Regions from separate parts of the Homo sapiens genome. Here regions 2 and 3 are each linked to region 1. The links are chromatin loops, found by intact Hi-C in ENCODE. Cell type or tissue: endothelial cell of umbilical vein. All regions are shown on one strand.

Evidence for each region. Hi-C counts contacts between places; a loop is a spot of excess contacts. Peaks named below come from ENCODE experiments on the same cell type or tissue, not always from the same donor. Only the 100,000 strongest peaks of a DNase experiment are listed, where the experiment ranks them.
Region 2: a loop joins it to region 1, with 6 times the contacts of the local background. A loop is called at or near these places in 16 of 110 quality-filtered maps.
Region 3: it touches region 1 in a loop (4-fold over the local background); 9 of 110 quality-filtered maps call a loop at or near these places.

The regions. Positions count from the first base shown.
Region 1 is chr5:154,283,210-154,291,209 of GRCh38, forward strand. All of the region lies in intron 1 of GALNT10 (polypeptide N-acetylgalactosaminyltransferase 10), which reads left to right. Among named protein-coding and RNA genes, the nearest start is that of MIR1294, 60 kb to the right of the region's middle. RefSeq lists a silencer at 2,480-2,774. In endothelial cell of umbilical vein, no CTCF peak of the experiment used is centred here; DNase peaks (open chromatin) are centred at 3,622, 4,102, 5,022, 5,732 and 1 weaker place; H3K4me3 peaks cover 212 bases; H3K27ac peaks cover 4,099 bases.
Region 2 is chr5:154,363,526-154,371,525 of GRCh38, forward strand. All of the region lies in intron 4 of GALNT10 (polypeptide N-acetylgalactosaminyltransferase 10), which reads left to right. Among named protein-coding and RNA genes, the nearest start is that of MIR1294, 20 kb to the left of the region's middle. RefSeq lists an enhancer at 6,515-7,173. In endothelial cell of umbilical vein, no CTCF peak of the experiment used is centred here; DNase peaks (open chromatin) are centred at 2,556, 3,066 and 4,756; H3K27ac peaks cover 4,388 bases.
Region 3 is chr5:154,386,234-154,394,233 of GRCh38, forward strand. GALNT10 (polypeptide N-acetylgalactosaminyltransferase 10) reads left to right here. Exons shown (of 12, transcript NM_198321.4): 7 at 80-197. It overlaps SAP30L-AS1 (SAP30L and GALNT10 antisense RNA 1), which reads right to left. Exons shown (of 3, transcript NR_037897.1): 3 at 3,536-6,781. Among named protein-coding and RNA genes, the nearest start is that of MIR1294, 43 kb to the left of the region's middle. In endothelial cell of umbilical vein, no CTCF peak of the experiment used is centred here; a DNase peak (open chromatin) is centred at 4,018; H3K27ac peaks cover 1,129 bases.

The DNA of each region.
Region 1 (8,000 bases):
CAGGTGGGACGATCACCTAAGGCCAGGAGGTTGAGACCAACCTGGGCAACATAATAAGACCTCGTCTGTAAAAAAAAAAAAAAAAAAAAAAGCCAGGTGTGGTGGTGCATGTACCTGTAGTCTTAGTTTCTTGGGAGGCTGAGGCAGGAGGATTGCTTGAGCCCAGGAGGTCAAGGCTGGAGCTGCAGTGAGCTATCATCATGCTACTGCAAGCCAGCCTGGGCAGCAGAGCAAGATCCTATCTCTTAAAAAAAATAAATAAATAAAAACAAGAATACCAGAGTGACAGAGTGAGAGTGAGGTGGGATAGGTAAGGGGCTGGGTGCTGCCCAGGAGATTCAGAGCCTTTTGTGGCCTCCACCCTAAGAGAAACAAAGAAGAAGAGTTCAGAGAGTTCTCAGTTTCCAAGATGGGAGATGGAGGAGGCCAACATCATTGTCCAGGCAGAGACTTTCCTCCTGGGCCAGGAAGGAGTCCAAAGAGGAGGGGACTACCATCAGTCACATGTTGCTTCCCCATGCCCCTACCCCTCTCCCCCTCTTGGGGGACCTTTGCAAGCAGTGAGCAGCCAGCCAGCCCAAAGAGCCAAGATTGTGGAAATCAACCAGTGGGTCATTGTCTACCAGGTGTACTTGGAAATTCACTCTTCCAGCTTAAGGCAGCTGTGGCAGATGGGTCCTGTCCCCTGACCAATGCCAGCTGATGGGTAAGCGCTGCTTGGAGCACAGTGTTGAGAAAGATTCTCAAAGTCTGGGATCCACAAGGAAGGATATTACAATAGGTTGGTGATGTCTGCTTTTACCCTGGTGCAACTGAGAGGAAGGAATGGGACATAAATATAAAAATGCTTTGTAAATTATAAAATACTACCAAATAGTAACTAATAATGGTAGCTAGCATTGCTAGTGCTTTCTAGATACCAAACACTGCTAAGAGCTATACTTGCTGCATCTCATTTAATCCTCATAATAACCTTTATGCTAGGTACTATTAATTTCCCCCATTTTACAGTTGGGAAACCAAGGCTTGTGAAAATAGCGTAACTTGCCCAAGATCACAGAGCTAATAAACAGAACTGTGGCACAAGCCTAGGCATTTCTGATGCCAAAGCAGATGGTCTTCTTCACTTTGGTCTGCTGTCTTCAGAATGTAGGGGATTATGATTATAATTATTACTATTATTAGAGCAAGTACTTTATTACTGCGTGGCTCAACCCTACTTACCCAGCTAGGAGATTAATAGGATGTGTTTGCAGTCATTTTTTAGTCTCTCTCTGAAAAGTAGGAACTTGCCTTCTGATGAGCTTTCCAGTTCCTTTTTTTCTTTTTACCCATCCACAGCTGCTGTGCAGAGCAATATTGCAGCCCTTGCTCCTGCCCAGCCCGTCAAGCCTCTAAGAAGAGCACTTTCTAGGGGCTTTCCTGTGATTGATCACACATCAGCTAGACTGAGATTTTCAAAACCTCTTGTGAATTGCCCTCTTGGTACAGAAGTATGATTCATCTCAGCACGTTTTCCATATTTGAGGGCTATGTTCCTGCAGCCTTTCTAGATACTGAGTTTGGGAAGGAATGGGCAGGTACATGTGGTAGGTGCTATTAGCTGTGATGATTACACTCATGTGGTGGTTGGCAGTTTGCAAAACGCTTTCATATCGATTTTCTCTCCAAGCCTCAGTTTTGTCATCTACAAAGTGGATATAATGACGATAATAATATAGTCAAGTCTAATCTCATGAAAGAGTTAGGCTATAATAAACCCACCACTTAAGGTGAAAATAACACAAAATCAGAATCACCCTTGACAATCGCTCATGGAATATGAAGACACACCACCTCTCAAAAGTCCAGTGTGGGCAGTTTTAAATCCAGCTTGAACACCAGTGATAACTGTTTCTTTGGTTGAAGTAATCACAGTGCCTTCTGAGGTAATGAAAATACTTATCTTCCTAGAGTAGGCTCCCCCAGCACAGAGCGCTCACACTTCCAGGGGCCAGAGAGAACTGGGGCCTCCAGGGACACTGTGAGGGCAAAGGCACACTCTGCATGAGCACGGGAGGCTCACCACCACCCTTGTAGGATTTCTCTCTTCTTTCTTGACTATGTGTCACTGAATTCTTGAAGGTGAAATAGACATAAAATCCTATCTCATTAGGTCTGATCTCCTGACTTGCTTTCTATGGACAGTATTGAAACTTAAAAGTAACATGTGATGACACAGACACCAGGCTAGGTGAGGGGAGAGCTGGGCTCAGGTCCCAGGTGGGTTTCACCTGCATCTGTGGGACTATTGATATCCAGCTCTTACAGATGAACTTCTCACCTGACTGTCCAAGTTCTCAGGCTCTATTTCTTGACTCAAACCCACAGGACCCTAGTAACCCTATTTTTAAAAAAAATCTGTGTGTGCCCACCCCTACTTCTGCCTTCCCAGCATAAGCTAACATCATCTCTGCCTGCACCACTGTGATAGCCTCCTTCCCAGCCTCCACCCCTCCTCTTGGCCTCCTAATCCCTTTTCCACTTGGCTACAAGAGAGCTTTCCAAATGCAACCTGATCTTATCACCTCCTTATAGAAAACACTTGTATTTCTAAATGCTCCTGGAGGAAAGACAGAATCCTCACCCCTGTCCACCTCTCATTCCTACCAGACTTTCCCTGCTTCTCTGTGCACCACACACACTGCTCTTCCAGGCCCTCCTATGATTCATGTTTGCTCAGCCACAGAATCTTTGCATATCTTTACTTTTCCCTCTGTCTGGAATGCTGTGTACTCCTCTTTCTACTGAGTTAACCTGTAATCCAATTTTCTCAAGAAAACCTTGCAGGCTGGATCAGATCCCCCCAGTCTGATCTGAAAGAAAGGGACTATCTTTGTACCATGTACCCCTCTTTTATGGCCTGCCACTGTAGCTTTTTTAATTTACCTGTAGTTTCGGATGAAAGTCTACATTTCCCCACCACCACACATACTTCTATAAGCTCTATGAGAGTAGGACCCCGTCCGTCTTCCTCACCAGTATATCCTCAGCACCTAGCACAAGGCTTGATTTGTGCTTGTGTTCATCATACACTTAAGTTGATGGACAGATGGACAGACAGACAGATGGACAGATGGATTGATAGGTAAGAGACTCAGATGAACATTATCAAATTATTGATCAGAGTCGATTTGTTTTTTTTTTTTTTTCCCAGTGATAAAACATTTGGGCACTTATCCTGAAGAAAGTGTTGAAATTGTTCTTTTAGAATGGAAGGGAAAAGCTACTGAAGGTTCTATTTGCCCTTTAGATAACAGACATTCCAAAGTATCTTGGCTTTTTTTTCTCCCTGCTGTTTAAAAAATCTTTTAATGAGCTTTCATGCCTTACGTAGCAAATGACCTTTTCTAGAGCCACCTACACCAAACAAAGGAATTGGAGGGTTGATATGGTTCTGCCCTTGGAAACACAGGATCAGCCCTTTGAAACAATGGCTCCTATCTGTGAGTGACCTTCCCCTCTTAGAGAAGGGCCAGATTTCAGATTTCAGCATCCTGGTGTTGAGACAATGGAGTTACTGGAGTGGGGACAACAGACACAGCCCCATTGCTGATTGGAACAGCAGGACTTGCCTGACGTGGGCCCAGCAGACATAGACTCGTGGTTGCTGGGTTGTAATGCCTCCTTCCATTCATAAATAGTGCCATTCAGGTTTGATTGTTTTCTCATACAGCTTGGTCCTGGTTATAGTGAAAGTTAAGTTTTCTCAAAACAGCAGCCTACTGAATAGGTGCTAGGGTTAGGTCAGCCTCACTTAAGTCTGACTGTGGGGTACCAGAATGAATGATCCTCAGCCTATGAAAAGGGGACATTTTCTCTGAATGAAAACAAAATCATCTTTCTCCTTGCATTTCTCATGGGAGGAGGAGGATTCTGAGATTAATTGAAAGTGGAAAGGTAGTAACGTATTTTATTCTTGGAGTTCTACTTCAGCCTGTTCCTTGCTCAAAGGCTTACTGTGGCTGCCCACCTGCCAAGCAGCTCAAATGTAAGGCCCTCCAATTCTGGTCCAGACTTCCTTCCTGGTCTTATTGCTCGTGACTCACTTTTGCATCCTGCTCACTCCAGCCAAATCAGGCTCCTTGCCCTTAAGTAAATATGCCCTTCACTTTCTAACTCGCATTCTTTCCACATACTTTCCCTCTAGCTGGATTCCACCCCCAACCCCCACCCCTCAACTGCTACCAGTTAAAATCCTACCCCTTCTCTCAGGTTCCTGTCAAAGACTCTGCTTCTGCAGGAATTCTTCCCCGATCGTCCCAGGTAGAATTTAATTTTTGGCTTTTGTAAATATCTATCGAATTTATCTGTACAGCTTTCAAGGCACTATGTTATAGGCTTGTATGTGTGTATGTGTGTTTTCCTTCCTTAAATACTTGTCTCATAGCTGTTTGTGGAGGCCATGGACTACCTTGTTCATCTTTGTCTCTCCCAGAGGTCTTTGGCCATAGTAGGCCCTCAATAATCATTGTTTGGATGAATGAATTAATAAAAACAATCCAGCTTATGTCCTCAAAACTCATGAAGAAAGTACATTTATCTAATTGTCCAAACTCCCTTGTTTAAACTTTATATGCTTTGAGCTAAATTAAGCCCTACCTGGTCCTCTTTGAAGGTAATCTTGAAGAAATTGCTTTGCTGTGTGTGTGTGTGTGTGTGTGTGAGAGAGAGAGAGAGAGTGTGCATGTGTGTGCATGTGTGTGTGTGTGAGAGAGAGAGAGAGAGAAGTTTATTAATCTACTTGGTAGATAAACAGATGTTTGAAATGATATAGTTATTTAAACCTCAAAGCAAAATCATTTCATTGCCTTTGTAGGGTTCTTTGAGAGGAAGGTGGAGGGGAGCCATCCTAAAATTTGCAGCAGAGCCTGGTCTCTAACACAGCCTCAGACTGTGGATGAAGCAGATGACCTGCTCAGCTTTCCTTCCAACATTGCTGTTTGAGCGCATACAGCCCTTTCCTTGTTTTGAAGACACTAGCCAGCTCAGCCAGAGATGCTCTTTGCCAAGTCTGCAGTCTTGGGATTAGAGTATGCACTTTAACAAATCTTCCTTCTTGAGCAGAATGTAGTTGGCTTGCTTCACCACCATTCTTTCCTACCTCCAAAGGCTGCCAGGCCTGCTAAATAGTGATTAAACAAAGATTAAAATTCCATTTGTGTGTGTGTGTGTGTGTGTGTGTGTGTGTGTGTTTGAACACTAATCGATTCTTTTAGTGGAATGTTAAGTAAAAGCATGCAGATACCAGAAGCAGTTATTTAGAGCAGCCAGTCAAAATCCATTGCCAATTTATTATTTAATGTGATTTCCACATTGATTCTGCCAGTCTCCTCCACACACTCTCCCTCACTTCTTGCCATGTTCCTTCCTAACCCCTTTGCTTCCTGTAGCAGAAGGACATCTGGAAACCAAGAGAAAGCAAAGTAGCAAAAGATGGTTGTTGAAGGAAAATAATTACAGCTTTTGTAGACAAATCTTTGAGCTTACAGAATTAAAGAAACTTAAAATTACCTCTGGATTGAAAAATCCAGACGTGATCTTTTACATAATATTAAGTGATTGCTATTGCATAATTGCTGTCTTTTGAGAAGCAATGTTCCTGCCTTTTCTGTTGTTAATGGTCTTGTGGCATTTGTTTCTATTGTAGAATGCCACTATTAACTAAGACTTTTTTCTTTCCTTGAAGAACACTGTGTTTCGATGTGGGCATATGACATCCTGTTAATGAGGAAATTCTAAATCCTGTTATCAGCAAGAGCCAGTTGAATTGAATCAGGTGGTAGATAGGTTGCCTCTGCAGGACCCACAGTTTTCCTTATTAGTTTCCTGTTCGCTCTCCTATTCCTCCAAACATGGTTATCACAAACACTGGAACATACCGTGTTTTCATAAACTTTCCCTAAAAATAATGTATTCATAGTTGCTCACCTTTACTAGGAGAGGACCTAACTTTGTCCCAGACACTGGGACACTTTGTCCCGGATTAGCTCAGTTAATCCTCCCAACAGATACTCTTATTCTGTTAGTTTTCTCTATTTATCAGTCAGGGAAATTGGGCTCCACCTGCCCAGGAAGTAAAACCTAGGTTTTCCTAACTCTGGAACCAGAATGTTCCAAGTCATTAAACTAGACTACCTTTCCCATTGATGAGCATTCATTCATTCATTCAGCTGGTATTTTTCAAGGGCCTAAGATTAGTCAGGTATTGGCCTAGGAAAGTGCAGTGGTGTAATGCCCCTGCCTTCAAGAAGCTTACAGTCTATTCCAGGGAGAGAACTGCAAGCTCTGGTTTGGTCCTTGGGGCTGACAAGCTGTAGGATTTAGGGCAAGTCCATTCTACTCTGTTAGCCTCAGATTTCGTATCTGTAAAATGAGGCAGCTAGATTTAGACCAAAGGTCTTCCAACTTTATTGTGAATTAGAATCACATGGAGAATGTGTTTTCTAAAAAAGGTATCTTCCTGGGCTCCTATCTGTAGACATTTTTACTTAGTAGGTTCAGGGTGTGAGTCCAGGAATTTGCATCTATAATAAGGGCCCAGGTTCTCCAAGAACCACCTTTTGAAAGAGACTGATCTTTCTGTAAACCTCATTAGGCCTACACAGTATCTGTGCTGTCAAACCTGAATCCCTGGTGCCTGACACACTGCTTTGTACAGAGTAGGTGTCAGTAAACATTTGGTGATAGTTTAGATGATCTGGGGTTTCTTAATCTGCACTATCTCTAGAAATTCCATGGATTGTCCTCAGAGGCTCCTAAACCACCTGAAATTGACCACAATTTCCATTAAGGTTTTTGGATAGGATTCTTAGGGCCCTTCAGGCTCCATGTACTCTGTAATTTTTTTTTTTTTTTTTTGAGACGGAGTCTCACTCTGTTGCCCAGGCTGGAGTGCAGTTGCACAATCGCGGCTCACCACAACCTCTGCTTCCTGAGTTCAAGTGATTCTACTGCCTCAGCCTCCCAAATAGCTGGGATTATAGGTGTGTGCCATGACACTCAGCTAATTTTTTTTTTTTTTTTTTTTTTTTTGTATTTTTAGTAGAGACACGGTTTCACCATGTTGGCCAGGCTGGTCTCAAACTGACCTCAAGTGATCCGCCCACCTCAGCCTTCCAAAGTATTGGGATTACAGGCGTAAGCCACCACACCTGACCAACTCTATAATTTTAAGACTGAAACTAGTTTTCCACCCTACTGAAGGCCCAGACCTATAACTGGGATACTTTTTAACCTATACAATAAAATTTGAGTTTTATATCTACATGATTTGGTGAGATGTCAATTTACAGTAGATTCTTAAAATCCTAAAGGAGTCAGTGTCCTCAATCCATGTGTAAATTAGGAGAGCGCTCAGGCTATACTGTTTGTGATTGTCTCCGTTCATCTGAAAGTACCTTTGGGCAGGTAGTGCTGTCTCCATTTTCCAGGTGGGAAAATTGAGGTACCTGTGACTCCTGTAGCTCATGCAAGGTCACACTCAAGGGTTCTTTCCCACTAAAAACTAACCTGGGAGTCAAAGGACATGGTTTTTATCCTCTTGCCTGCTGTGAGGCCTTGGTTGGGTAGCTTGGCTTGTTTGGACTTCAGTTCCTTTATCTGTAAGATGAGCGGAGGTGTACTAATTGTCTCTGAGCAGCTATTTAGCTCAGATGGCTGAGGACTCTAGCAGCTGCGTGCTTAGACATGTAGAACTCCCTGTGTCAGCAGGCTCCAAAGTCCTCCTGGTTTAGGGAAGGTATAAGGACCAATGAGACCTAAAACAGCATAGTTCATCTCTGCAGACCCTGGGAGGGAGGGATAGAGGGAGCAGTGTGCATCATAAGGCAAAGGCAGTGGAGTTAGGTATGAAACTCCCAGGATTTTGGAGCCTTAATTCTCAATGCCATCAGTTCAGCAATCCAGTGTTTCATTTTGAGAACATGATTCTAGGGGTTTACTTCTGTGAGGTCAAAACA
Region 2 (8,000 bases), 80 kb after region 1:
CCAAACATCTAACAACAATGACAAAATCAGTGACTGCTTTAGGTCCTGCCCAGTCTGCCTCAGGGCCTTTGCATTTGCTGCATGTGTGATATTAACAGGGTGGGCACACCTGAAACACAACCATCCACAAACACACTTGCATGTGACGGGCAGAGATGTTAAGTGGGGAGAGAGGTTTGAGTGGGAACTTCATGAGTGGTCATTTTATTGATAAATATCCTGCCCAGATGATAGCATTTGCTTCCTGACGCTACCTCCTATGTTTGGAGACTCACAAGTGTACCTGAGTGACAAGGCCTCCCAAACATGCTTTATATCTTCCCCTGGGTGACATGTTGAGTCTTTGGAAGCACATTGGGTATATGGATTTTATAAAATAAAAGCAGCAAATGACAAGCAAAATATGTTAAGTTATGATCGAACATCTGTGTGCCCCTACAGTATGCCAGGTGCTGTGAGGAAAATCAATCACTCTGAGTCCTGCCCTCAAGAAGCTTGTGCCAAGCAGATCGACACAAGTCCCAAATCAGAACATGCAGATGATGCTTCAGGAGCACTTTGCGCTGAGCCTGGGGAGAAGAATAGAATAGGATTCCTGGAGACAGAGAAGCAGACAAGGATGCTCTGAGCTGACAGATTTGCAAGAGTAAAAGAGTGAAAGCAAGGAAATTAGTCGAGCAGTGTCTGCAGAGAATGCACCAGGGGCAGGGCTGAGATGAGAGATGGTTCTGGAAAGGTTGGTTCTGGCCATCCTGAGAAGCCTGAACTGTCACCATATGACATCAGTAGACCTGTGCTGTAGCACCGGTAGTGTGAATGAGATGAGAGGTGAGGGATTAGATACCAGAAGACCTGTGCATATCAGATTAGTCTCTGGTAGGGGACATTTCTGTAAGTGGCAGAAGATCCCAATGCAGAAGCAGAAGGAAGAGGCCCTGAATGGGAGGTTTCAAAATATTTGGTGTTGGATTGGGTTGGGGTGTTTTGCATGGGGAGGGGGCAGTGGTGGTTGAAGGAGGTCGTAAGGAAAGTTCCGACATATGTTCAGTTTTCTCTTCCTGTGCACTGAGCAGGAAAACTTCCCCCAGGAGAATACTTTTGCCCTTTAACAAATATGAAACTGACAGGCCAACACTGTTGCTGAAGTGGAAGGATTTTTTTTTCTTTTTTAATAACACCTTAAACGATAGTCATGGAAGCCGGCATCCTAAATGAAATACATGTTGCTCTCCGACACCTGACAACCTGACATAATTTAAGAGCAGCTACCAGAAGCCCACAACTGGAATTGCCCATGAATCTGCTCTCCTGTATAGGCTCCAACTGGGTGAAAAAGTGAAGTGGGCTGAGTCCAAAGGGCCTGGTCTTCTCTTCTTATTTGTAGCTGATTGGTGGGGAGTCACTTTCAGAAAACAGAGGAGGCTGTAATTAACTTGATAGGGGTGGTTTCTGGAGTGTTTTTATTCGTCGTCTGATTATTAAACAGATTTATGGCCCTGCCCACTGCTGAAAAGGGACCAAGGCATTTAGTTGAAATTAAAAGTGCAGACAGGGCTGCCTGTTTAGATAATAGCATCTCTTTTTTAATAGATTACTCATCTTCTGCAAAATAGGAGAGAGGAGTTAATTTGTGTGATGAAGTGCTTTCTATTTCTGGGAGCTGGCTGGTGGATGTGACTGCTTGAAGAAGGAGAATAATTCATTCTTAAAATCACCAAAGGCATGTTCAGGCCAAATACCTGCACCCGAGGAGTAGGTTAATTTGTAGCGTGATACCTAAGAACAGGGGGGCCTGTGGTTTCAAAGCAAATATTTGGGGAAGGTGTACAATCTTTCTTTAGGTTGCAAGTCATTCCAGCCACTCATTTTCAGAAAAAAGGCCAGAGAAATAAACTTAACATGTTAATCTAAGCAATCAGTCCAGGAGGCCTTGATTGTTAAGGGATGGTGAAAAGAGACTGACTTAGACTTGAATTCCAGAGAAGCCAACATGAGCTGTTTGATCTTGGGCAGTAATCTAGAGTCCCCTGAAAGAACCCACGTGCACCAAACCATCATCAAGGAAGACTTTAAACTTAACTGAGCACTTGATGGAAGAGGCAGAGTAGGGGTTTTACATCACATACTCTATAGCAGCCCACTCGCAATCTCTCTAGACATTCCTGCTCTCCAAAGTCCCCTAGGCCACACCGCTGGGGACTGTCTGCCCTCTCACCCTTCCTTCCACACCACACTCAGCCTTACTGGTTCCTCTCTCCTTTTTTCTAAATTTTCCCCCCAGAAATTTATTTTGTTAATGGAACATGTCCATTAGCATTCCACCCAAACTCCTCTTCACTTGTTGTCAGCTACCACCCAAAACCACCTAGAGGCAATACACTATTCTTTCCAAGCTGAACTCTAGTGAAAGGAATTGTCTCCATCTCTTTGCTGTCTCCTCCCATGCTTGCCACTGCACTGACTTGTCCAGGAAGGCATGTATATCAAGAGCAGATAGTACTCGTTTTGGTTGGAACTCCACCAGCAGTTGTTTGCTGTTTTAGACAATCATGTCATCAACAGCAGTGCTGCTTAGGGCACTTGAGTTGCCAGCCCTGTCTGTTAGGTAAAATAATATGCAGTCCAATATATGGCACTTACAAGTGTGAGCATTTGGCTTCTTCTCTGTCTTCTTGTAGTCAGCCTAAGCATTTATGTTGAAACACATATTATTTTATTATTTCTCCTTTACATCACAATTGGAACATTATTAGAATTTTTGGAAATGGGTGTTAGGCAGGTTATACTACATATTAATTTTATTTTAAGGTATTAAAGGGTGCCATATAAAACAGCTGTTTCATAAAGGGGCATTGAGTTGGAGAAGGTTGAAAACCCCTGAATTTTCCTTTAAACTGGAGCTACGAGGTAAAAATAAAAATTTTAAAAAAGAAAAAGAAAACCCCTGAATTAGAGGGTGAGTGAGTCAGCCGGATGTTGGAGCTATGTTGGTCTTTGACTAAGGGGGTTAGGTCCAATTCCCTCAGATCTGCTGTGTCCTTGATGTTTTCCAGCTGCTGAGACAATAGGCCCATAGATACCAAAAGCTCCAATACACACCTTTTCCTGGCAACTCTTATGGTGGTAGGAAAGACAACTAAAAAAGGCCCTCTGGAGTCTTTGGGAGAAGGAAATTGGCTATTTGGGAATAACCTCTTCCTCCACCTATTGGTACTTCAGAGATCTCAAGTCAACAGAAAATGATTCTGGTAATGATCTATTGAGGTAAGCAATGCAATGATAGTCCTGTGTATAAAACCCTGGGCACATTGTTGTCCATTCTCAGAAGGCTAGTAACAATAGCAATAGTAACCATGGTATGTCATGCAGAGTACTAGCCTTGGGTCAGGGGCCGTGGCAGAGGACCACCTGTCTCAGGATCAAGTGGGCCACCTTTTAACATTATAGGTTCCAGGCTGTGCCCTAGGCCAGGGTTTTTCAGATGGTAGGAGTAGACTCATTGGAAGGTCATAAAATCAGTTTACAGGGTCATCATGTCCAGGATTTTAACAAAAATAGAATACAAGAGGATAGAATAGAAAAAAATAAATGTATCCCAGTGAATCACACCTTGTATTTCAGTTATATGTGTGTGTATACTTTTGTATATATTTGTTTCAGGTCATGATGTAAAATGTATTTCTTTCTATGAGTCACAGTCAAAGGTTTGAAAGCCACTGTTCCCAGACATGTAGAATCAGAATCTGTGAGACTACCTCAGCATCTGTGTGGAAACCAGTTTCCCTGGGGGTTCTTGGGGCTGAGGTTTGAGAACCTTTGCTGTGAGCCCTATTGGGATATGTGTTCATTTGTCAGACCTTTTCTCACTTGAAGGTGAGAGGACGGAAACAGAGCAGCCAGGCTAGGTGGGGACCAGTGTGAATCTGAGGGCTGTGCTCAGAGACAGGAGGAGGGATGGGAGGGCACCCAAGCCAGCACCCACCCGCTCGCAGGTTTGCTGGGGTAGGGGGCAGAATAGTCTTGGATTCCTTAAAGAACTTCAGTTTTGGCCAGGCACAGTGGCTCACACCTGTAATCCCAGCACTTTGGGAGGCCGAGGTGGGCGGATCATGAGGTCGTGAGATCAAGACCATCCTGGCTAACATGTTGAAACCTCGTCTCTACTGAAAATACAAAAACAAAATTAGCTGGGAGTGGTGGCGGGCACCTGTAGTCCCCGCTACTCAGGAGGCTGAGGCAGGAGAATGGCATGAACCCAGGAGGCGGAGGTTGCAGTGAGCCGAGATCGCGCCCCTGCACTCCAGCCTGGGTGACAGAGCAAGACTCCGTCTCAAAAAAAAAAAAAAAGAGAGAGACTCAGTCTCAAAAAAAACAAAAAGAAGAACTTCATTTTTCTATTATTCTAGCAGGAAACATGGGATTCTGGTTTTGATCATTTAGAGTTCCTAATATGATCAAGATGGCCTAGGTTGATTTTTCTAAACTCACCTTCGGCATTATGTCACACCAGTGATCTGATCCTCAAACCTTTAGCATGCCTAGGAATCACAGGGAAGGCTTGTTAAAATCCGGCTCAGTGGGCCCCACCCATCTGCTTCAGTAGGTTTAAGGTGAGGCCTAAGAATGGACATTTCTACTAAATTCCCAAATAATGCTGATGCATCTGGTCTGGACTCACACTTTGAAAACCACTGTGTGAGATCACCAGAAAGGAATGTACCCAGCATAGATCCTGGCACAGCAGGAGCTCAGGAAATGCTTTCTTGATTAAACTGGACTGAATTCTCCTCAGCAGAGATGCTCTCGCTGAGGTTCAGTCGGCTCTCTGCTTTCAATGGTGCAAGAAATGGCTGGTTGATATTGAATTGTATGCTTTAAATGGGTGAATTGCATAATATGTGAATTATATCTCAGTAAAGCTGTTATCAAAAAGAAGAGGAGGAGGAAAGGAAGGGAAAAAAAAGAAATGGCCGGCTTTCCAAGCTGCTCATCAAAAGTGTCCATTATGCCTGAAATTGTCTTACAAGCGGACTCATGTCAAAGGAAAACAAAGGTCCTCTAGCTGAACTCTGAGCTTCCTTTCAGCTCTGCCACTCTCTAAAATTCCTCCTGGGGCTCTGAGCCAGAAAAAGTATGTCTTTCCTGAAGGGCTGATCTGTTTCCCTTTTCCAAACAGTAAATGATGCTTAAATGCCTGTGCATTTCACCTGCCAAAACCCGTCCTGATATAAACATAGCTTTCCTTCTCAACTTGTCTTTTTAATTTTCCTGCTGTTTATATTTACCTGTCTATAAGTTTTTCAAGCAAGGGAAAGCCTTAGACATCCTAGAGGACTAGGGTTGGAAACTGGTATTTGCCAGGCAGAATAGAGAGACTGAGGGCATTGAGAGGTGGTGTAGTTGCATGGTTAATAATAACAGCTTTGGAATCAGAAATACCTGCTATGATTCCTGGCTGTCACCTACCAGCTGTCTGAAAACAGATTCACACAAAACTTCTATGAGACTCATTTTCTCTTTGTCTAAGAAAGTTGTCACAAGAGAGTGGTCACTAAGAGAGTTGTCACAAGAATGAAATGAGGCCAGGTACAGTGGCTCATGCCTGTAATCCCAGCACTTTGGGAGGCCGAAGTGGGTGGATCACTTCAGATCAGAAGTTCGAGACCAGCCTGGCCGACGTGGCGAAACCCCATCTCTACAAAAAATACAAAAATTAGCCAGGCATGGTGATGCAGGTCTGTAATCCCAGCTACTCAGGAGGCTGAGGCAGGAGAATCACTTGAACCCAGGAAGCGGAGGCTGCAGTGAGCTGAGATGGCACCACTACACTCCAGCCTGGGTGACAAAGTGAGACCTCGTCTCAAAAACAAACAAAAAAAACCCCAAAAAGAATGAAATGAAGCAATGTGTATGATAGACAGCAACAGGGCCTAGGCACGTGGTAAGCACCTGACAAATCTTGACGATGATAAAGGTGAGGGCCCACCTCATCTTAACATTTCCTTTGGTTGGAAACACCGGAGTATCAAAACAGGATAAAAGATGATGCTGTTTACTAACGTGTACCCTCCTCTCTCTCCAAATGGATTGCCAGTACCTTGTGACACACCAAGATTTACAAGTGAATAAGTCTATCCCAGGAAACAGATGAACTATGGTGCTTTAAGAGCAGAAGCCAAGCAGAGCCAAGATTTGACAAGACCCGGGACACCTACAGGTCCCAGAGCCAGTCCAAGCCTCTGCAAGGTTAGCAGCACCCCAGCAGCCAGAGAACCAATGCTGGTGATGCTGCTGACTCATCTGGTTGGTGGCCCCCTCCCTGCTTCCCTTCTGCTGCTCCTCCTCTTCTTCCCTCTTGGGCTGCTCCATGGGGTGCTCTCCCAGATGCTCTGCGTCCTGCCAGAGCATGGGACAGTAGAGCTCTTCTACTTTTGGCGCTCCTCAGTGCTGTTTCTGCAAGGCTCAGTGGCATCAGAGATTGAAACTCTGAAATATTCCACTTGGGAATTGATCTGATTACACAGAGTAGTGAAGATTCCTGAACGAAGCAAACTATATCTGAGTCCTATCTTCAGCACATAACTTGTTAGCTGTGTAGCCTTGGACAAGAAATGTTTTCTGGACCTTGTCTTGAAGTGAAGGTGTTGAACTGGGACCTGCTTCCCTCACAGGGTTGTGAAAATCAGATGAGATGAAGGTTCGCAGACGCCTCTGGCTTGGGTGCTAGGCACGAGGACACCCTGGTGAGAGGAGCATTCACAGAACTTGCCCTCATAAGCTTAGGGTTGAGTGAAAGAGACAGTGAGGAATTCCATAAATATGCAGGGTAATCTGAGCTGAGTGCCTTGAAGGATGAGTTCCAGGCCTTTGCAAGGGGCTGACCTAGGAACCTGCTGTGGTTTGGGTACATCAGGAAAGGCTTTGTAAGGAGTTGAATTGGCACTGGGATCTGAAGGATGAGCAGGAGTTAACTGGGAGGAATTGTATGGAGGCTTTGGGATGTCAACCAATCCAGGTAGAAGGACGAGCACGGGCAGAGAACCTGAGGCTGAAGGAGACATCCTGGGGCCTTTGAACACCAGAAATAAGATAGTAAGGGAGGGAGCATCGTTGAGGGAGGGGGCAAGACGAGGCTGAAGAGGGAACAGAGACTGACTGTGCACACCTTGCCATATGACCTTTCTTCCAAGAGCCAGGGGAAGCCATTGAAGGGTTTAAATTTAAGCAGGAGAGTGGAAGAGTGACAAGATGCAATGTACTGCTGCTTTTAAAGACTGCTCGAACTGCTACAAACAGACTAGACTACAGAGGGGCGAGCCCTAGCCAGTGCAGTAGGCCGTGGAGTGCAGTGCTCCAGACCAGGCTCAGCAGAGGCTGCCAGCAGGCTGTATTCCTGCCATGTCACTGTCACAGTGCCAGTGTGTGAGAATCTTACTGCTCCTATCTTAGTTTCCTAGGGCTGCTGTAACAGAGAACCAAAAACTGGATGGCTTAAAACAGAAGTTCATTCTCTCACAGTTCTGGAGCCTCCAAGTCCAAAATCAGTGCCATGCTGTCTCTGAAGTCCTCGGGAGGATTCCATGCCTGTTCCCAGCTTCTGGTATTGCTGGCAAGCCTTGGCATTCCTTGGCTCATAGACTCACTACTCCAGTCTCTGCCTCCATCATCACACAGTATCCTCTCTGTGTGTCTGGGTCCAGATTTCTCTCTTCTTAAAAATATACCAGCCATTGGATGAGTGCCCACCCTAATCCAGTATGACCCCGTCTTAACATAACTACATCTGCAAAGACCCTGTTTCCAAATAAAGCCACATTCACAACAACCAGGGGTTAGGACTTCAATATGTCTTTTTGGGGGACATGATTCAAGCCACAACAACTCCTCCTTATGCCACAGTCCACCCGGTAGAACCATCATCAGAGTCCTAAGAACCCTTCAGACCAGACAGGAGGGAGAGGCTCCACTTTAAGACAGGAATCAAGAGAGCCAGAGGCCCC
Region 3 (8,000 bases), 100 kb after region 1:
GGAATGGCATTATCGGGCCACATGAGAGCATGTGGCCAGGACATCTGCACCTTCACACCATGTTCTTCTTCTCTGACAGGTCTCCCGTGATGGCCGGTGGACTGTTCGCCGTGGATCGGAAGTGGTTCTGGGAACTCGGCGGGTATGACCCAGGCTTGGAGATCTGGGGAGGGGAGCAGTATGAAATCTCCTTCAAGGTGAGCCAGCTCTCCAGACGCCCCGTTCTTGGCACAGCCTCCTGAGTGCCTGTCCCAGTAGGTGTCTCAGCTTCTGCCTGAGCTTGGAAAGACTGGAGGCCTCAGGGTTCTGTAGCCCTTCTGCCCATCAGGTGAAGAAGACAGGGGCTCATGGGCCACTCTTTGTTGTGGGGTGGGGGGGTGTGGGAGGGAAGGGGAGTACTCTCCAGCTGCCAAAGGCTGGTCCTCACCACAGCTCTGACTGGCATTTGCCTTGTGTCTTCTTAAGATGTTGGAATAAGGTCTTGCTTCTACTCAGATGGCAGGTCTGAGATTGAGATGTCCAGCAAATAAGCAGTGGGCCAGAGAAGCTAGGAAGGCCAAACAGGATACGTAGGCCTAGAGGAGTCCTCTCAGTCACCCCAAGTTTTCCCTTTGTACCTGTTGCTCTAGGAGTTTGACAAAGACCAGTGAGCATAAGCTCCAGTTGTAAAGTTACAAAGGCCTGGATTCAGATCCCAGCTCCATCATCAGGAGCTATCTGACTTTGGGCAAGTTAGATCACCCCCCCGAGCTTTCTTTCCTCATCTGAAATAAGGGAATAATAATACTACCTAGCTTACAGAGCTATCGTGAAGATTAAATGAGATCATGTCTAGAAAGTGCTTAGCATACAACCTGGGAACATGACCAGCAATTAATAATTGGTAGAAATTGTTAAAGTTTCGGTGAGTAAATATTTACTGTAACCTACTTGACCAGCCTATGGACTCTGGAAGCTTTCTGACAGTAGTGGTAAAGGAGTTACTAGTTAACTAATAACTAATTAAGCACCCAAACTTCCAAGGCTACATTCTCCACTTTATTTGTGGGAGTCTGTCTTGTTCTCAAGTGAAAGCTTGGACCTTCTGAGGGGAGGGTTAGCTTGTCCCATGCCCTTGTGGCCTGTCAGAGTCAGCTTCTAACAGCTTAGACCCCTGGCTAAGGCATATCCCCAGCCCACAAGGGACAGATAGCACCATTACTGATCTGACCCCTGTGAACACACAACTCTGATGCCCCCTCATCGGGCCTCAACTTTCAGTGCAAAGGACCATTGTCAGGCACAGTGAATTAAGGCTTTGGTATTGGTGCCAGAGTGCCACGATCAGATCCTAGCTCTGCCGTGTCCTGCCAGCTGTGTGATCTTGGGCAAGGAATCCTCACCTCACTGAGCCTTGGTTTCTACTTCCATAAAGTGGGTTTAATGAAACGTTAATCCTCACAGAGTTGTTGAGAGGATTAAGTGAGACCATGCTTATTAGGTGCTTCTTAATAAATTATCCTAAAGATTATTATCAATACATTAATATTATTATCTGCAACAGTGGTTGAGTAGTTCAGAACTGGAGAACATAAATTCTTGATTAGCCCAAAAAAAAAAAAAACCTACAATTCTTTTGATGTTATTTAGGTTTGAAAAGCAGTTTATATCCTTTTTTTTTCTTTTCTTTTCTTTTGTTTTTTTTTTTTTGAGATGGAGTTTCACTCTGCTGCCCAGGCTGGAGTGCAGTAGTGCGATCTTGGCTCACTGCAGCCTCCACCTCCTGGGTTCAAGTGATTCTCCTGCCTCAGCCTCCTGAGTAGCTGGGACTACAGGCGCCCACCACCACGCCCAGCTAATGTAGAGATAGGGTTTCGACATGTTGACCAGGCTGGTCTTGACCCCCTGACCTCAGGTGATCCACCCACCTCGGCCTTTCAAAGTGCTGGGATTACAGGTGTGAGCCACTGTGCCTGGCCAGTTTATATCTATTTTAACCACCAGAGTTCTGAAGTTGTCTCCCATAAGGAGACCAGCCCCCTAAATAAAATTAATATTCACATAAGGGTAATGTTCAAAATATGTAACAACTGTGATAACACAAGCACATCCAGTCAGAACAGATACCAGCTATAAACAATGGTGCATCCACTCCAGCGTGTAACAAGTGAAGTTCGGTCCTGATCATAGCTAACAGGACAGTGTGCCAAGCCCTTCATACATGCTGACTTGTTTAATCCTCACAACAACCTTAGGAGAGTTGTATCATTATTATACCCGTTTCACCAGGAAGGCAAGCAAAGCTCAGACCAAGGCCTCGCACAGCCGGAAGAAGCAGAACTGGGGCCCAAACGCAGGTCTGCTTGACTCCAAAGCCCACGCTCTGACCTGCTATTTTTGTTGTTGTTTAAATCATACCCAGACTGTTCTGAAAACCTGCCATGTTTTATGGACCTCTGCCTCACCCTTTCTGGGATTTTTTTTTTTTTTTTGCCTCTTCTGGTATTATTCCTAGTTTACTTGGATATTCTGCAATTTCTTAGTTAATGGAATTAATAACAATCTAAGTCGGAAGTGGCAAATAGGGCCAGGAATGGTGGCCGAGATGGGAGGATCTCTTGAGCCTAGGAGTTTGAGACCAGCCTGGACAACACAACACGACCCCATCTCATTAAAAAAAAAAAAAAAAAGAAGGAAAGAAAGAGAGAGAGAGAAGGAGTGGGGAGGGAGAGAGGGAGGGGGAAAGGGAGAGAGAGAGACAGAGAGAGAGACACAGCAAATAGGTTTCTACTCCCTGCCAGGCCAACTCTGATCCATTGGTAGGGGCTGCCCCAGGTGGGTGTTGATATGCATTCTGAGGCTGCTTCCAAGCTTATCAGCAAAGAGTAGTCAGTGGGGGAGGGATCTTTTTGTGTTTCACTCACCGCCATATCCCAAGTACCTAAAGCCTGGTCCAACACAGAAAAGACACTATGAGACCAATTTTTATGAGTCATAATTTTTATTATTGTATTAAATCTTTTCTAAAATTATATTTATATAAATATCTTATAAATATTCTAAAAATATGTAAAATGTATAAAAGTCTAGTAGTTCTGATATAACACTGTCAGCCATAATTCTGGTTATCATGTTAAAATACTACATATAATAAAATAACTAAATTCAAGACCAGCCTGGCCAACATTGTGAAACCCCATCTTTACTAAAAATACAAAAATTAGCCAGGCGTGGTGGTACATGCCTGTAATTCCAGCTACTCAGGAGGTGGAGACAGGAGAATTGCTTGAAGCTGGGAGGCAGAGGTTGCAGTGAGCCGAGATCGTGCCACTGCACTCTAATCTGGGCGACAAAGCGAGACTCCATGTCAAAAAAAAAAAAAAATCAAAAACCTTTATCAAATTTTAACTGGGATTATTCTATTTTTCTCACTTATTTAGAATTATTATTCTAAATTCTTCTATAAAGGCATTTACAATAAATTCTAGTCCAACATTGCTTTTCATAAAAAAGACTCCAATAAATATAAGTATAAAAAATAATACAATTAAAAGTATACAAATATATATTCCAATTTTATTAAATATCATATTTTTTCCAGTCTACAACAGACTTTATTACTATGAAGTCTGTATTACTGTATAGAATCTATAATATCCTCATAATAATCCTATTAAAATATTGTATTAAATACAAAAAAAAGACACCATCAAAAACCCCCTGCATCCTACTAATGAGAACTAAACTCAGTCCAAAACATATTTTCCAAGAAAAGGCTAAAAAACACACTAGGTCTGATACAACTACAACTAAAAATTACCAACCTTCCTAAACAAGAGCCCTTCTAACTACAGATGGCAATCAACATTAATTCTTACCAACACAACCAAACAATTTATGACCAAAAACTTCGTGAAACAAAGTGGCAAATGTAAGAGGCCGTGTTTGCCCATTTCCCTTTGCTGGGAGAATTTCACAAAGCCCCTGACTCCGGGACACTGTGCAGCTCTCTGGAAAAATGTTTTAAAGGCAAAACAGGATAGAACGCATGGCCCCCCATGTCTCTCGCCTGAGTCACTAATTCCATCAAAGATAAATGACCCTAGTCCTCGCCTTTCTCTACTCATAAAATAACACCCGACAAGAATAGTGACTATGTTTCTGTAATCTATAACCAGATGTACTCTAACACCCAAACCTTGATGTAATTTTTCACATACTAAATCTTCACCACCTATGTATAAACTAAAATACTACGTTGGAGGAGTCTGAGAGAACCTTTCTAAAAGCCTCCTCCCAGGCTACAGGCCTTGGTCTATAATCCTCAAGAAGACTTCTAAATAAAACTAACTTTAATTCTTTAAAAGCTTCGTTTTTTTTCTTTAGTTGACAGCAGTTAACAAATATTGGCTGAATACTCCAAGTAAGTGTGTCCCTGGCCAGAATCAGCCTCCAAGCTCCTAACTGGCTCCTTGCTCTAGAAGACCCTCTTCAGAACCCCCACCATGGAGAACAGTGAATGGAGAAAGATTTGCACAAAGGAATTTCTAAACCAGCCCAAAATGATTTCATTCTATGTGTTTCAAAGACCCATCTACTGATGCTCATCAGGCAATTATGGCAGAACAAATGGCATTTTTCTCCACAGTTATTTACAATAGACTTGGTAATGAAGCCATATTGGAAGTATCTCATCCGGGAGGGGGAAGGAGGCTGGCTTACATTTCCATTTGATCCAATTATGTCCGTCACTCTCCAGAGGAAATGAGACAGTGTAATGAGGAGGCTCCTGAGGTCCGGAAGGGAGACTTTTCTCCCTGGGCTTTCTCTCTCCTGGCTTGGAAAAGGAGAGTTTCTGGAGCCAGCAACAGCCCATCTGCCAGTGCACTGTCTCCCAGGACCCTGTGGAAAGACTGCCTGCAGGGCTGAGGGGAACAGGTGAGCCCATTCATCCCTGGCAGCGCCCTGCTGGAATGCAGGTGTTCTCTTTCAGCCAGAGCTGGCATTTACGAAGGACCGAATTCCCTCTGATTCATCTCTGCTAAGATCCCTTTTCTTGGTGACAGAGAGAAGCCTGGTCTGAAAGGCATGAGTGTATTTTCAGAAATTAAGATCAATCAACACGTACCTTCAGGGCTGAGGGCTGATTCCAGACCGGATTCTCTATCCTGATGAGAAAATCCCCAAAAAGTGTCCCAACAGCTCTGAAATTTCTAGAAAAGTCATTGACTTTCCCTTTCCCTCCCTCCTTCTCTGTCTGTCTCTCTCAGCAGAGCAAAGTTCTCACGTGGAAGTCAGAATCTTCCTAGTTCTAGTGGTTGGACAAGTCTTTAACTCCATAGCCTAGCTCCAGCTAGGTTCATGAGCTGGCCCTACTGCTCTCTCCTTTCCCCTTTTCCTCTTATCCCATTGCATTAGTCTGGATTCTTGCTTACAGATAACCAAAACCTTAGTCAATCTGATTTAAGCAAAAACCAGAATTGATAGGCTCACATAACTGAAATTCCAGGGTAGACCCTAAGGCCGGGCTGGATGCAGGGACTCAGTCATCTCACTCGGGCTAGGTCTCTCTCAATGCCTAGTCCCTATTTCATCTGAGTTGGCTTCCCTCTCAGGTGGGCTTTTTCTCATGGAGATCCTCAGCAGCCCATGGAAGGAGAGTGTTTTTCCCATCATCTTGTACAAGTCCCCAGGTTGAGTCTCATTGGCCTGCTGGCCCCATGCCCATCCCTGAACAATACTGCAATTGGTCACCTGCAGTCACATGCCCTGTGACTGCAGGAAGGTGGGGATGGGCTAGTTACCCAAAGGAAAGTCCAGGTGCTGTGCCCAGAAGGGAGAATGGATGTGGGGCAGAGCAAACCGTAGATGTCTACCTTACCCAGCCAGACAAGACTGCATGTAAGAACCAGGCTTACGGGCCAGCCCCTCTCTGCAGGCCCACACTGTACACTCCTGAAATGCCATTCCTTAGTCTGGCCAACCCTCATTCACCCTTCCAATCTCAGCTTATATAGATGGCTCCCCATGCTGCCTAGGAACTACCCCACATTGCACTCCCATCTCTGCATGCTCCCTGGAGGCAGGGAGGAGGTTTTGTCCACCTCTATATCCCCAGTCTCTGGCCCACATCAGTGTTTTCAGTAAGTGTTAGTGTGTTAGTGGCATCACTTCCAACTGATATACCTCCTTGGTACTACCCTTCCCAGACTTAGGAGGCCATCTTTGGACAATGGTGTATGGTGGGAAAGTGCTCAGCAAGGAGGCTCTCCTTCCATCCTAGGACCCTGGGCCAGTTGTTTCACCTCTGGTCCTCATACCCCAGACTGTGCTGATACGGTTTTCCTTCCTACCCCACAAGATAGGATCAAATGAGATGCTGTGTGGACAGCCCTCTGACATACACAGATATGAGGGGTTGTTTGGATTAGGGGGGGAGGCAGCAGGATGAGCAGAAAGGAAACTGCACAGTGTCCCCAGGAGGCCATGGTTAGGATATCTCCAACTATGAGATACGGGAGACAGAAAGTATCCAACCAGGACAATGTGACCAAACTAAAGTGAGAAAAATGTAGGCTTTGGGGCAGTGTAAGTGGGTATATCTTCTGTGAATAGCAATTTGGCAAAATCCATTACATTTCAGAGCAAGCACATTCTTTGACCTGAAATTCCATGCCCAGGAGTTTATATAAGAGAGACAGTGATGAGCAAAGATTTATTTGCTGAAGTGTTACTTACCATAGCAGAAGATTGAAAATGACCCAAATGCACGTCCTTTGGGGATAAATAAGTTAGAGCATATCTAAACAAGAAAATATTACGTAAAATAAATTGGAGGTCTCCACAAAAAAAAAAAAAAAAAAAAACCCATTTTTTTTCAGACAGGATCTCACACCGTTGCCCAGGCTGGAGGGCAGTGACGTGATCAGAGCTCACTGCAGCTTCAACACCCCAGGGCTCGAGCAGTTGTCCCACTTCAGCCTCCCAAATAGCTGGGACTACAGGTCTACACCACCACTCCCGGCTAATTTTTTAATATTTTGTAATGACAGGGTCTCCATATGTTGCCCAGGCTGGTCTCAAACTCCTGGCCTCAAGCAGTCTTCCTGCCTCGGGCTCCCAACATGCTGGCATTACAGGTATGAGCCACCGCGCCCAGCCCATCTCACTTCTGAAAATGACTCAGTGCCATGAACCCTTCATCCCTAGTGGCCTTTGGGGGTGGGAGGTCTTCAAAGTACAGCCGTCTCTTTCTACCTAATGTGTGTCTGCAACATCGAACTTGTTCATCATAAGTACGTATTACTTCTGTAACCAGGAAAAGTTACAAGAAGAAGGGGCCAGGCACAGTGGCTCATGCCCGTAATTCTCACATTTTGGGAGGTCGAGGCAGGAGTATTGCTTGAGCCCAAAAGTTCAAGACCAGCTTTGGGCAACACAGTGAGACCTCATCTCTAAAAAAAAGTTCTTTTAATTAGCTGGGCATGGTGGTGTGCTGCGTGCCTGTAGTCCCAGCTACTTGGAAGGCTAAGGTAGGAGGAGGATTCCTTTAGCCTGGAGGTCAAGGCTGCAATAAGCCATGTTCATGACACTGCACTCCAGCCTGGGTGATAGAGTGAGAACTTGTCTCAAAGGAAAGAAAAAAAAAATAAGAAAATGTTGGGTTCTCAGCACTTCCAGCCCACCCCCATCCATATACATTCCAGCACATTGTTGGGGCCATTTGCAAGCTCTGAGATGAGATTCTGCACAAGTCAGCAGTGCAGAGACTCCCAGGGAAGGCCTGAGGCCGCCAAGAGCAACTCTGCAGGGTCTGCTCCAAGAGGCAGAGGTGGGCCCCACCGTCCTTGGCAAAATGGAGATTGGTCTGAGGGTTCCATGAGGCAGGCTTGCAGGAGCAAGGGAGTGATAGAAAGCCATGTGAGGGGACGAGAGGGAGGACACCCTCCCCTGCAGAAGTCAGGAAGGTCTTTGAGCTTGTTCTGAGAGGAAAACCCATTCTCTGGGTAGAGGAATGAAGA